Regions from separate parts of the Homo sapiens genome. Here region 2 is linked to region 1. The links are chromatin contacts, found by Hi-C or POLR2A ChIA-PET in ENCODE. All regions are on one chromosome and are shown on one strand. Each heading gives the region's core, a stretch centred on a gene start or an enhancer-like site at or near the end of the contact. The rest is flanking DNA. Distances are from core to core; before and after follow the strand shown.

What was found. Hi-C counts contacts between places; a loop is a spot of excess contacts on that map. ChIA-PET counts read pairs that join two places held with the same protein, here RNA polymerase II (POLR2A).
Region 2: a map of chondrocyte shows a loop between it and region 1 (2.9-fold over the local background). The contact joins two enhancer-like sites. A Hi-C loop is called at or near these places in 1 of 168 maps with a recorded cell type or tissue (chondrocyte). POLR2A ChIA-PET finds 5 or more read pairs at or near these places in 1 of 52 experiments (RWPE1).

What each region holds. Positions count from the first base shown.
Region 1 is chr13:109,179,668-109,186,091 of GRCh38, reverse strand. All of the region lies in intron 34 of MYO16 (myosin XVI), which reads right to left. It overlaps LOC124903207 (a long non-coding RNA gene), which reads left to right. Exons shown (of 2, transcript XR_007063864.1): 2 at 1-4,303. Among named protein-coding and RNA genes, the nearest start is that of MYO16-AS1, 16 kb to the right of the region's middle. Within about 2 kb of position 4,996, at least 2 of the 41 ENCODE cell types and tissues checked have a DNase peak (open chromatin) inside an H3K27ac peak, as active enhancers do.
Region 2 is chr13:109,380,004-109,386,307 of GRCh38, reverse strand. No RefSeq gene overlaps it. Among named protein-coding and RNA genes, the nearest start is that of LINC00399, 18 kb to the left of the region's middle. Within about 2 kb of position 2,452, at least 3 of the 41 ENCODE cell types and tissues checked have a DNase peak (open chromatin) inside an H3K27ac peak, as active enhancers do.

The sequences.
Region 1 (6,424 bases), core at 3,747-6,246:
TGAGCTCAAGTGATCCTCTTGCCTCAGCCTCCCAAGTAGCGGGGACTACAGTTGTTAACCCTAAAGTCTGTACATTTCACCTGGAGCTAATTCTTAGAATAAAATAACAAGTGGGAGATGCATGTATCAAAATGGAAAAAAAAGTCCCACCACAGCAAAAACAAGAAGCTGTTTGCAGAATAATCTGTAGAAAGTGAGATTTTTTTTTACACTTTGAAAGCATGAATAGCATTGGTTATTACTTGTGAATATTATATGATTTATGAGTACACCTATGCTCAGTAAAGGTGCAAACATGGATGAAGGGCTACGTGCAAACTTCATTGTGATGATTCACTTCTGGTGTGGTAGGCAGGGATGAGATTGAGAGCTAGGATACATGTTTTTCCAAAAATGTAGCTCTAAAGTAAATAATGCAAAATGTTAAGACTTATTAAAGGTGATGTTTCATTAATCACTGTTTTTTAAGTTTATACTATTCCATAATAAATCATATTTTAAAAATCACACATATAATAGATTTGACCAAAATCCCAGAAAAATATTGGGTTCTCTTGATCCAATCTAATCTCCTCCATATTTTGGATAGCATCTACAATGTTAAAATCAGAACTGGTTTTCAGAATATTGACCCTGCAAAGAAAGGAATACCATAATAACAAGAGCAAGTAAGCTTTTAGCTTTTTTTTTTTTAAGCACCTACAGTATTCCAGGCAGCATCATGCTAGGCATGTTACATATATTTTCTCTAATTGACCCCCAAAATTACTTTTTTGTGCACTTACATGATGAATGATGAATCTGGGATTCTTATCTAGTTCTTTTCTTATTTTCTTCACTTTAAAAACCAATTAAATTAATATTGAAATTGTTGTTACCTAGAATTTATAGTTAGCCAAATGTTTCTAATTACTTTGTTACTCCTCCACTATACAATAATATTGCTAACTGCAGGTTTCCCATCTAGAAGGTGAGCTTGCAGAAATATCACAAGACTTTTTCCTCTTTAAAAATGTAGTCACAGCCAGGTGCGGTGGCTCACTCCTGTAATAACACTTTGGGAGGGAGGGGGGCAAATCATTTGAGGTCAGGAGTTTGAGACCAGCCTGACCAACATGGTGAAACCCCGTCTCTACTGAAAAAAGTATATAAAAAATTAGCCGAGCATGATGGCATGTGCCTGTAGCCCCAGCTACTCAGGAGGCTGAGGCAGGAGAATCGCTTGAACCTGGGAGGTGCAGGTTGCAGTGAGCTGAGATTGTGCCACTGCACTCCAGCCCGGGCAACAGAGTGAGGCTCCATCCATTTCAAAAAAAAAAAGAAAAAAATTAGCCAAGTGTGGTGGCACGCGCCTGTAATCCCAACTACTTGGGAGGCTGAGGCAGAAGAATCACTTGAACCTGGGAGGTGGAGGTTGCAGTGAGCCGAGATTGCGCCACTGAACTCCAGCCTGGGACAGAGGGAGACTATCTCAAACACACACACAAACAAAAAAAAACATAGTCACTACTCTGACTTCTTATTTTCTCAAAATTTATGGCAATTAAATCCTCCTCACTGATAATAAATAGTGTCTTAATCAGAAAAAACTGTGCATTTATATACACTTATGTTGCATTAATAAATACAGTGCAATTTTATGATGGAAAAATACAAAATATAGGATATGTTTTTGTTTTTTATTTTCTAAATTTCTATTTATCTCTACTGGACATGACCTTTCCCTGTTGAAAATGCTGCCATTTCACACATCAACTTAATTTACTACCTTCATTTTTTGCACATAATCTGTAAGTCACGAGTGGTGAGTACGGATTCCCTGAACCTTGGCTGTGTGAAAGAGCTTTGTGTGCTAGATCTCCTTCTCTTTGTAGCTCATATATGGTTATATAAAATATATATTTATATATGTTTCCTTTTGAAAGGGTTATCTTACTTACGTTCCCTGACATATCTTTAGAATTATCGTTTAATGATTAAACTAAATATTTCCACATTTCATTATTTTATCTAACACACAATTTGTTTTAATTCCATGCTATAATATATTTCAGTCTATATAACAAATACAATGAATATAGAAAGAAGGCATTGGATTTATTTAGTGCTCTGCAACTCTTAACTTTGTTTTTATATGACATTACAAAAAGGTTTATTTGATCATTCAGTAAAGCAAACCACATAACAATTTGCTTTTTGATGTGAATCAATTGCATATTGATCTTATTATGGCTTTCATCGGCAGCTATGGCAGGAGTGAGCTGGATATTTATTAAGATCTTGGGTCCCAGATTGCCATTAGTTTATCAAAGACCATGAATGGTTTCTTACGATGAATACCTGAATATGATCAATATGCATAATAACTTTTTATGTTCTTTACAAAAACAAAAGAATATTTTTAAAAACTTGGCAAGAAATATGATAAATGCCCATAATGAAAATAAAAGAACATAAAGCACATGATATTACTGTGGAGAGCAGACTGCTGAGAAGAAGAATAAGGCATGAAGAAAAGGTGGTAGAGTTAAAATAGTAACATAAATAGAGATAGCCTATGCTTAATGAAACAATTAAACAGCTCATTTCTCAATGTCAAGTGTGGACCCCTAAACAGATGTGTAACTAGAAATTTTTATGCCAAGGGCAAGTACCAAGCATTTTTGTTTCTGCGTCCCCTTCTGCCATCATTCTGCCTTCAGGCCATCCTCCCACCTCCCTGTGACTTTCATGCTTTTGCTCTATTTATAAATCGTGGGCTTCCTGTGTCAGGTTACCTGGCCCTCTGAGTCGGCAGAGGATTGCCATCATGGCAAAAAATGCGAAGAAGTCATTCTTGGCTGGCTGATGCTGTCAGCATTCCCCCCCACCGCCGCTTAGCTTCTCACCACCGAGTTACTTCTAAAGGATTGCATCACGCCAAATAGCATAAACTTTTAAAAAAAGTAAAATCTCATAAAATGGTAAGTAGATAAATGTCATATTCTTTTCATAAATGCTGTTTAATTCCAAAGCTACTATAAAATACTATAACCTACGAAATTCTAGATTTGAGTCCTGGGAACTGCCACAAAGCTCCCTCAAGGGCCAGTGTGTGGAATTCCATGATGTCGTATCTCACAGCCAGTTTTATTCATGCCCAGTGCTTGGGAAGTGCAAAGGAACACAGCCCCATGCACAGCGCAGCAAATGTCCCAGCTTTTGCTAGTTTCAAACATTTTATGTAAAATTAATTTTCACTACTTTTATATAAAGCCATTATAGTTTTCAAATTAATAAAGTTATAATGCAGTACAACATCAACTATATTTTCTATATTTTTTTTACATAAACAACCACCGTATATTAAGGCTCCAGCCCTATCAGAAAATGTTTTGCATCTATTTTGAGAACAAATGAAGAGTTTGTACACTTAGTGAAAAAAATACTTGTTTGGATGTAAAACTTTATAGATAGTAACAATAAAATTAAATGTGTATATTAGTCAAAATTCTGATTTCTAAGCAAAGAAAACTAACCTTGGACATCTCAGGCAGGTAGAGGCTTCATTGGAAGGCTAAGGAAGGACATGAACTTCGACAAAAAGGTCTGGCGAGTGGGTGAGGTGGATTCAGGGGCTGATGGCTGGCGTGCTCTGAGCAAAGTTCTTCTCCGACTAATATTCTTCTGCTGGTGCTGCATGGAGCCACTACTGCCCAATGTCACCCCATGGAGCCAGGTCAATTGTTGTCCCTTCCATTATATGTCCCTCACTCTGCATCCATCGTAGGTAGGTTAACTGAGCCCATCTTACATGTGTTTGTCCAGCTGTCAAAGCAGGGGAGGAAGAGGGAGTCCCTTCCCTTGTATTTTCATCGTGGTAGGTGCGAAACTGAAATGTGAGACTGGCAGGAAAAAGCCAAATCACAAATGTCCATTATGGCTACTGAAGACTTTTATTTTTGAACCAAAAATTCTTTATGTTTTATGAAACAGGCCAGGTGCAGTGGCTCCCGCCTGTAATCCCAGCACTTTGGGAGGCCGAGGCGGACGGATCACTGAGGTCAGGAGTTTGAGACCAGCCTGACCAACATGATGAAACTCCATCTCTACTAAAAATACAAAATTAGCTGGGTGTGGTGGTGCACACCTGTAATCCCAGCTACTTGGGAGGCTGAGATAGGAGAATCACTTGAACCGGGAGGTGGAGGTTGCAGTGAGCTGAGATCATCCCATTGCACTCCAGCCTGGGCAACAAGAGTTAAACTCTGTCTCAAAAAAAAAAATAAAATAAAATAAATAAATAAATAAATTTTATGAAACAGTTGAATGACTCCTGCATTTCTTTTAATGGGTTATGATAAGTTCATTCTCAGAAACGGAACATATGATCTTGATTTCCATTCAAACTGTGGACTCAGTGAATTTTCCATATGATCTTTGGCAAATCACTGACTCTATTTTCTCTTTTCTTTATCTACCATAACGCCCAGACATTTTATCTTCCTTGAAGGGAGTTTATTAAAACTGCTGATGAGGCTAATGAAAATATAGACATCCTTAAAGAGAAATTTCATTTTTGGTCACCATTTAATTTTACTGCTACGTGCCCAATCTGTCCAGGACTGGATTTTATAGAATTTCTATTTAATTGCATTAGTAGAAAAGCTAAAAAGCTGGTTCCCTGCATGTGTCCATACTTCTTGTATAAATGTCACATGAGCAATAAATTCTGAAAGCCATTCAACACATAGTTTCACATAACTCTTACAGCTTCTCACCAGTAAGGAATCTGTCTCATCACGTGAGTGCCCACAATTTGCATGGAAGAAAATAAGCATGGTTTTCAGTTTCCTTGAGAAAAAGAATGTGCCCCAAGATGACTGGCAGTTCCTGCCTCATCAGGGATGTCTGCATTTGAAAACAAGGCCTCTTTGAAATCTGAGAATGGAAAATGATTCCCGATGACCTTTCTCATCTCTCTTTGATTCTTAGCCAAACACAGAGGAAAAGTCACAAAGCACCCTACTATATACACCGTCTTTCAAATGACTCCCTTTGTCTAAGAACCACATTGCAGGGGCAGGCCTGGAAAGGATGTCAGATGGCCTAGCATTGTGTTGTAATGTACAGGGGGCAGGCCTGGAAAGGATGTCAGATGGCCCAGCGTTGTGTTGTAATGTACAGGAGTCAGGCCTCCAATACAAAAATCAAACCAGTGTTCATGACCAGGAGGTTCCCCTGTGCATGATCTCAGAGGAAGCATCTGTGATGCTTACAAGGTAAAGTAGATGCATCTCTAAGGAATAGAGGGAAGATTAGGACAATCTATTATTGCAACCAATCAGCATTTTCTTTCTATTTCAGTGCCTGGATATCAGTGCAAGTGATTTCAGAAGATTGCCTACTGTAAGATTTATTCTTAAGATTCAAACTATTGATTTTTCTCACTACCTCATCAGTGTTATTTAGAAAAATCTCAGCTGATAATATGGCCATGCCTCTATAATGCTAAATATTCCAAGGAAAGCTGATCATTAGCTGTATAGTTGATTTCGTGGAAACATCTGGATACTTGGCTGAGGTTATTTTAGACTTTTATGTAGATGTTTGACATAAAAATTGTGCTGTAACTTTAGATAAAATGAGAATCCTGTTGCTAAAGCAATAGTCTGTTAATATATTGATAACAAAGTCTCTCTAATGGGTGGTTTGTGCATCACCTTGAATGCAACATTATATATTTTAAAGACAATTATTTAAAGTATATTTTAAAATTCAACATAAAAGGAAAATAAAACAGTACATTCTATAATATAAATTCTTTCACTTTCTAGAAGCACAAATGGGTTCTTTTTTTCTTCTTCTTGAAGTGATAATCTTGTTTATTTTGGTGAAATTGTTAGGAAGAGACACATAAAACATTTACATGCAATCAGTAATGCACCTCCAAACAGTTTTGTGGACTGCAATCTCATTTTGATTTTACCATGTTCTCATCATATGTCATATTTTAAATGAATGTGAATTACATGGAAATGAATGTCATAACTGAGATAAGATGCATGCCATGAAACCACAGGTGGTTCAAGCATTTTATTCCCAGGTGTGGTCACTAAGAGTCATCCTATTTTAGCCAAGGTCAAATGCATAGCAACTTCATTCAGCAGATTTAATATCATCTTCACCCGAGAATAATTTTAAAGTACCACAATATAAATTAAATCTACAATATTTCATTTAAAACTATTATGTTTTAGTTGTTTTGGACATTATTCCTTATTTTGGAAACAAGCAGAAAATTGCAGTCAGCTGAGGTGGAGAGAGAAGACCATTCAGCTGAAGGAGTGCAGGGCAGAGGTGAGAACAGCTGAGCCCTCCAGTCCACACAGAGCATCTATTGGTAACAAGTTAATGAATGCCTTGTCATAACTTAATTCCATTT
Region 2 (6,304 bases), core at 1,203-3,702, 200 kb before region 1:
CACCAAGTCAATGAATTTTTCTGTGACATCGTTGCTTCTTATGATTTGAAGAAGCGCTGTTTACCGCATGTCTTACTCTTAACGCTGAGATGCTACGAGGAAGGCAAAACACAAGCACTAATCCACCTTTAGCTGGCCTTTAATTTACGCTACTTTCCACGATGTACACAGTTTATCCCAGGCTGAGCCTCTGTCTCTTCCCTTGCGGGGCCAGCAAGAAATGCGTTAACACTATGGGTGAGGCGCTGGCATCATTATAACCACAGGAGGATGTGAAACGTGTCTTAGCCAGAATTAATAGCAGCAACAGCCAATTCAAATATGGAAGAATGTTTATGGCTAGGAAATGGTAAGATAATAAGAGTTGGTCTTTATTAAACCGTATGTGTCTGGTATTACGCTATCTAATTTGTTTGCAGTCATTATTTTTCACTCAATTCTCCCAACACTGTACATACAACTTCCAAGTTTACATCAGGGTTATTTCCCTTAACATAGAGTGTGCGCATTTTCAGTGTCACTAACAAATTCTTAGTAATCATTATTTATAATAGAGACAACACTTATAGCCAGGAAAAAGAAAAGGACAAATTAATAGAATTTTGGTTTCTATAAAATCCCCTGTGACATACCTTATAAAGCCAAGTAAAAACCAAGCAACCATTCTGGGGAGATCTGACCCAGGGAAGCTGAGCCAGGGAACGCAGAAGGCCACATACATTAGAGGAGCCCACTCTGGTCCTTGACCGAGGCGGTGCGTGTGATCTGTGTATTTGCAACAGTTACAGGGTCCAGAGCAGTAAAGAGAGTACAGGAGCTGCCAACCACCATTATACCCTGTGTGGTTCCCCAGCATCCTGGGAACTTGGCCAACTCATAGCAATTGCTCACCCCGAATGAGACCATGAGGCCCCCACTTCCCCTGGCCTGAATAGTTCAGGCTGCCTTGGGTTTGTGGGCGTCCGCATCAGGAAGATATCTGGTCCTCCTGTATTGTGTCATTAAACACTCCCAGGAACTGAAGGAATGCTATTGATTTGGATCATCTATTCCCCGCAGGAGTTTTAAAACTTCCTATGAGGCCACAAAGGAATCCATATAAAAGTTTATTTTGTGAGAAGAGAGACAGTGTCTTTTCATTCTGCCTTGAGGATGTGCATGGTGCTAGCACAGCAGAGGCATTGCAGACTTGTTAGAAAACTTCAAAAGCTGGGTGTGGTGGCTCACGCTTGTAATTCCAGCACTTTAGGAGGCCGAGGTGGGCGGATCACCTGAGGTCAGGAGTTCAAGACCAGCCTGGCCAACATGGTGAAACCCCCTCTCTAGTAAAAATAAACCTGGCACCTGGTACCTTTAGTCCCAGCTACTTAGGAGGCTGAGGCAGGAGAATCACTTGAACCTGGGAGGCAGAGGTTGCAGTGAGCCGAGATTGCAACATTGCATTCCAGCCTGAGTGAGAGAGTGAAACTCTGTCTCAAAGAAAAAAAAAAAAAAAAAACAGAACAGAAAAGAAAACTTCAGACAAGTTAAATTTGATAGAGTTTAATTGAGAAAAAAAAAAAAGAAATGATTCACGAATCAGGCAGCCTCCAGAATCACAACAGATGTGGAGAGACTCCAGCAGTGCCTTGTGGTCAGAACAAATTCATAGACAAAAAAAGTAAAGTGACGTACAGGAATTGGCAGTGAGGTACAGAAACTGTGAGTTTGGTTGCACCTTGGCATTTGCCTTATTTGAAGACAGTTTGAACACTCAGCAGTCTGTGAGTGGTTGAAGTATAGCCGCTGGGATTGGCCAACACTCAGCTATTGTTACAGGTGCATACTATTATGTTTGGTTTTCAATCTTGTCTGCCTATTAAGCTAGGTTACTGTTCCGTCATGAGGACTCAAATATAGAGGTAGGAGTCCTTCTCAGGCCATCTTCAGTTTGCTTTAACAAGACAAATCCTCACATGGACTGGAGTCTGCAAATGGCAGCAGGCACCTCCGAGGCCCAGGTCAGGCTTCCATCAAAAGGGAAAAAGTCTCAGGTCTACTCTATGCCGATATGTGCTACAAGGAAATAATAATACTCCAAGCTGTATCCAAGGCTTCAATTGCCTCTACCTCTTCCTTGCAAATTATTTAAACTGCTTATCTTAATCCCTGAATGGTGAATTTACTAGCTCTGATAACAGATCGCTTACACATTTAGAGAGTTGAGTTTAGCCCCCAAGGTCCTTGCTGTAGTTGTACTTATTTGTTTGTTTTTGTTTTGTTTTATCTCTAGCTAGAATCTACCTGCCTAGAATTGACACCCATTGGTCTAGGTTTCATGCCTTTGGGTTGTATAAAATGTGTGTGGTCTAACTTCTTGCTTCATTATTAGGCTATGCATTCTGGGTCTCATTTCCCACTGCCACAGTTCTGTTTCCTTTCAGTATATGAGTCACTTCTCCCTGAAATCGCCTGGGGTTTTCTAACATATCTTTGGAATGTGATGTCCTGCATTGTATGCTCCAGCAGGGAGGGCTGCCCCCCTGTTACTGCCCAGGTGAGAAATGGGTGCATTCCAGGGTCTGCAGTAAGACTCATCCTATGAGACAGGTACTTCCCACCATCATCTACCCAGTCCTCCCAACCATCCTATGAGATAGGTACTTCCCACCATCATCTACCCAATCCTCCCAACCATCCTATGAGACAGGTACTTCCCACCATCATCTACCCAATCCTCCCAACCATCCTATGAGACAGGTACTTCCCACCATCATCTACCCAATCCTCCCAACCATCCTATGAGACAGGTACTTCCCACCATCTACCCAATCCTCCCAACCATCCTATGAGACAGGTACTTCCCACCATCATCTACCCAATCCTCCCAACCATCCTATGAGATAGGTACTTCCCACCATCATCTACCCAATCCTCCCAACCATCCTATGAGATAGGTACTTCCCACCATCATCTACCCAATCCTCCCAACCATCCTATGAGATAGGTACTTCCCACCATCATCTACCCAATCCTCCCAACCATCCTATGAGATAGGTACTTCCCACCATCATCTACCCAATCCTCCCAACCATCCTATGAGATAGGTACTTCCCACCATCATCTACCCAATCCTCCCAACCATCCTATGAGATAGGTACTGTCATTTTTTCTTTAGCAACAGTGATGCTGAGGCCACGTGACTTAAGTGGAACAGTGTTGAGCCTGGCTTTCTGATTCTTCAACCTCTCTTACAATTCTTCTCTTCCTTAATATCCTTTTTCTTGTATTTTCTCCTTTCTAATGGATTCTTTGCTCAGCTCTCCACTTTTAGTCACGTTTTGTTAACAATCATCTTCTCCACTCTTTTTTCTTTCTGGTCTCACAGAAATATGAAAAGATGTTCATTTTTCACAGCTCTACTCCACAGTCCATGGTGATAACCCACCATATATATATATATATATATATATATATGTGTGTGTGTGTGTGTGTGTGTGTGTGTGTGTGTGTATATATATGTGTATATATATATGTGTATATATATATGTGTGTATATATATATGTGTATATATATATGTGTATATATATATGTGTATATATATATGTGTATATATATATGTGTATGTGTGTGTGTGTGTATATATATATATATATATATATATATATATATATTTAGAGTCTCACTCTGTCACCAGGCTGGAGTGCAGTGGCGCAATCTTGGCTGACTGCAACCTCCGCCTCTTGGGTCCAAGTGATTCTTCTGCCTCAGCCTCCTAAGTAGCTGAGACTACAGGTGTGCACCACCACACCCAGGTAATTTTTGTATTTTTAGTAGAGATGGGGTTTCACCATATTGGCCAGGATGGTCTCGATCTCTTGACCTCGTTATCCACCCGCCTCGGCCTCGCAAAATGCTGGGATTACAGGTGTGAGCCACCAGCCTATACTTTTTAGCAGTGAACGGAACCTTTAGCTGACTCAGGCACCGCCCTGTTTGTCTCAGCAAACTTACAGGAGTTTGCATTGGGGTTGCTTAGGCCAAGGGATGGGGAAGAGCTGCAGGGAGTGAAGAGCAGAGTCAGATGTTATGGGCTTTTGGGGGCAGAAAAAAGGATATTATGTACCTAAAGAGGGGTGCCTTTTCCTGGGACAGGGAGCGGTTTTTGATTTACAGAGGGAAATGTTGAACAAAGACTGCATTCTTCTGGTTGCATAGGAATACTTTAAAGCCCACATTCAGTTCTTACCACAGCCACCCAAGCAATCTGGAATCTCACACAAACGTGCCTTCTAGACAGGAAGTTTTTATGAACATTTTAGAGAAGACAACAAAAACAAGAACAAAAACGAGAACGGCTGGCTGAGTCAGAATCTCAAAAATCTCAAGATTCTCATGCATTTTGAGAACTTGTTAAACAATATGAATATTCTCCTTGGTAAGTCAGTTAGAAAAACTCACTCTTTTGAACAATAATGCTCTGTTTTTCTCCAGTTGGGGAACTGAAATAATGGAGAAAGTCTCTGCTCTTAATTTCTCTAACCAGATGGAATTTAAAAAGCATGTGGTTCGAGTCATCATTGGGAAAACATGACAAAGATTATGGAACACACATGAATTCCAACTTGCTGGGCACCCACACATTTTCCTTCATTCTTTGAAGAATTGCTAAAATCAGCCATCAAGAACAGTAAACACCAATACTTTGCCTTGAGAGGAATTAGGGGTTTGAGCTAAAATATCTAAAAGACTTGAAATCTGTAATTAAACATAGACTTGGTTTTAAGTTTCCTAATCCTCTCTTTATCATCAACATTCTGCAATAAATTCTTTCTAAACTTCCCCACCTCAGTTTACTAGTTTAGCTCTCTGATGCAATAATCTCCACAAACAATCGTTTTTGCTCAGTTACTTTTCATTAATTTATGGTTTTTCCAGTTTTAGTCTTAACTGGAATAAATGAACATATGACTTTAATTTAACCTATATTTCCTTGCACTTAGAAACAAAAGTGAATAATATTATGTATGCATGTATGTATGCATTTATTTATTCTCAATCCCAAAGACCTCACCAATTTGATGAGGGAGGTTAAGCAAAATGAAACAAAAACATTCTCACCCTTTTACTGTACCTAAACTCAATAGTCCAACAAAATAAAATGAAGAAATGATATTTTAGATAGTATTGTCTTTACTGAAAAGCCAGTTGTAGTCATATTTTGCAGAAAGAGAGTTTAAAATATATAAAAGTAGACGGAGTTGACAATATATACATAATTGATCAAAAGTTTTATAGTATAAATGATTCTTATTATTAGGCGTAGTTATGTTTTATAAAGGCAACACAAACCCAGAATTAGCAAATACTGAAGCATTTCTTCTAGGGGAAAGCCAGAGTTCGTTTCCTTCAAGACTCTGGTCACAATATTTTTGTCAGCTGATCAACATGTAGACTTGTTTTATGTGTGTTTCTGTTTAAAGACACCTTGTTTAATATATATTGTTATTCATCAACGCTGAAGTCACAGGCAGTAGCATTCTAACTGGTGCCTGAATGAAGCCTCTCTAACAGGTGTATTTTCTGTCTCGGACACATCACAGCCTTCCTGCATTTAGACACATTCGACAACACTTTTGCACTAGCTTGGGAGCCATTTTAAATAGCAAGATCATCAATAAAAATCACAGAAGTGGACAATGTGCCCCTAAATGGACCAAAAGAAGGACACTTGTTTACATTATGAGAGCTGAAACAAGAAGGCAAAATGTCGCCTTGTTCAGCCTCAGCTGCTGACTCGAATTTTGGCCACTCTGCACATGTCCGTGAATGACCTTGAAAGCACGATGAGTATTGACTTGGGGGCTACAAATACATTTTAATGAGGAGGCAAGTTTGCAGATACAGGATCTGTGAATAATAAAGATTGATTGCACTTCTGAAAGGATCATTGAAAGCATTTCTATCCTGTACTAAAATATTATTTTGCCAATACCGATACTGTCACTTCTGAATATTCTCAGTCTTGCTTATGTAACTTTCTCTTTTTAGAAAAATCCTTTGAAATGTATAAAAGTTTTTCTTGGTTGATACTCTTTGTACTCACCCTTGAATTCACAAAGGATCACATGCGTTGCTGCTGTTAACATGTAAATTAAGCAATGGAAAAGAAGCTGTAGCAGACACTATCTGTACCCTGCCCACCTTCGCCCAACCCACCCTCAATAGAACTTGCAGACATGCTTGAAGCTTTCTTTGTTTTTTGGCCTGAAAACATTCTCTGTTCAAAAGAATATGCTAGACACACCAGGGCAGACAAGAAGC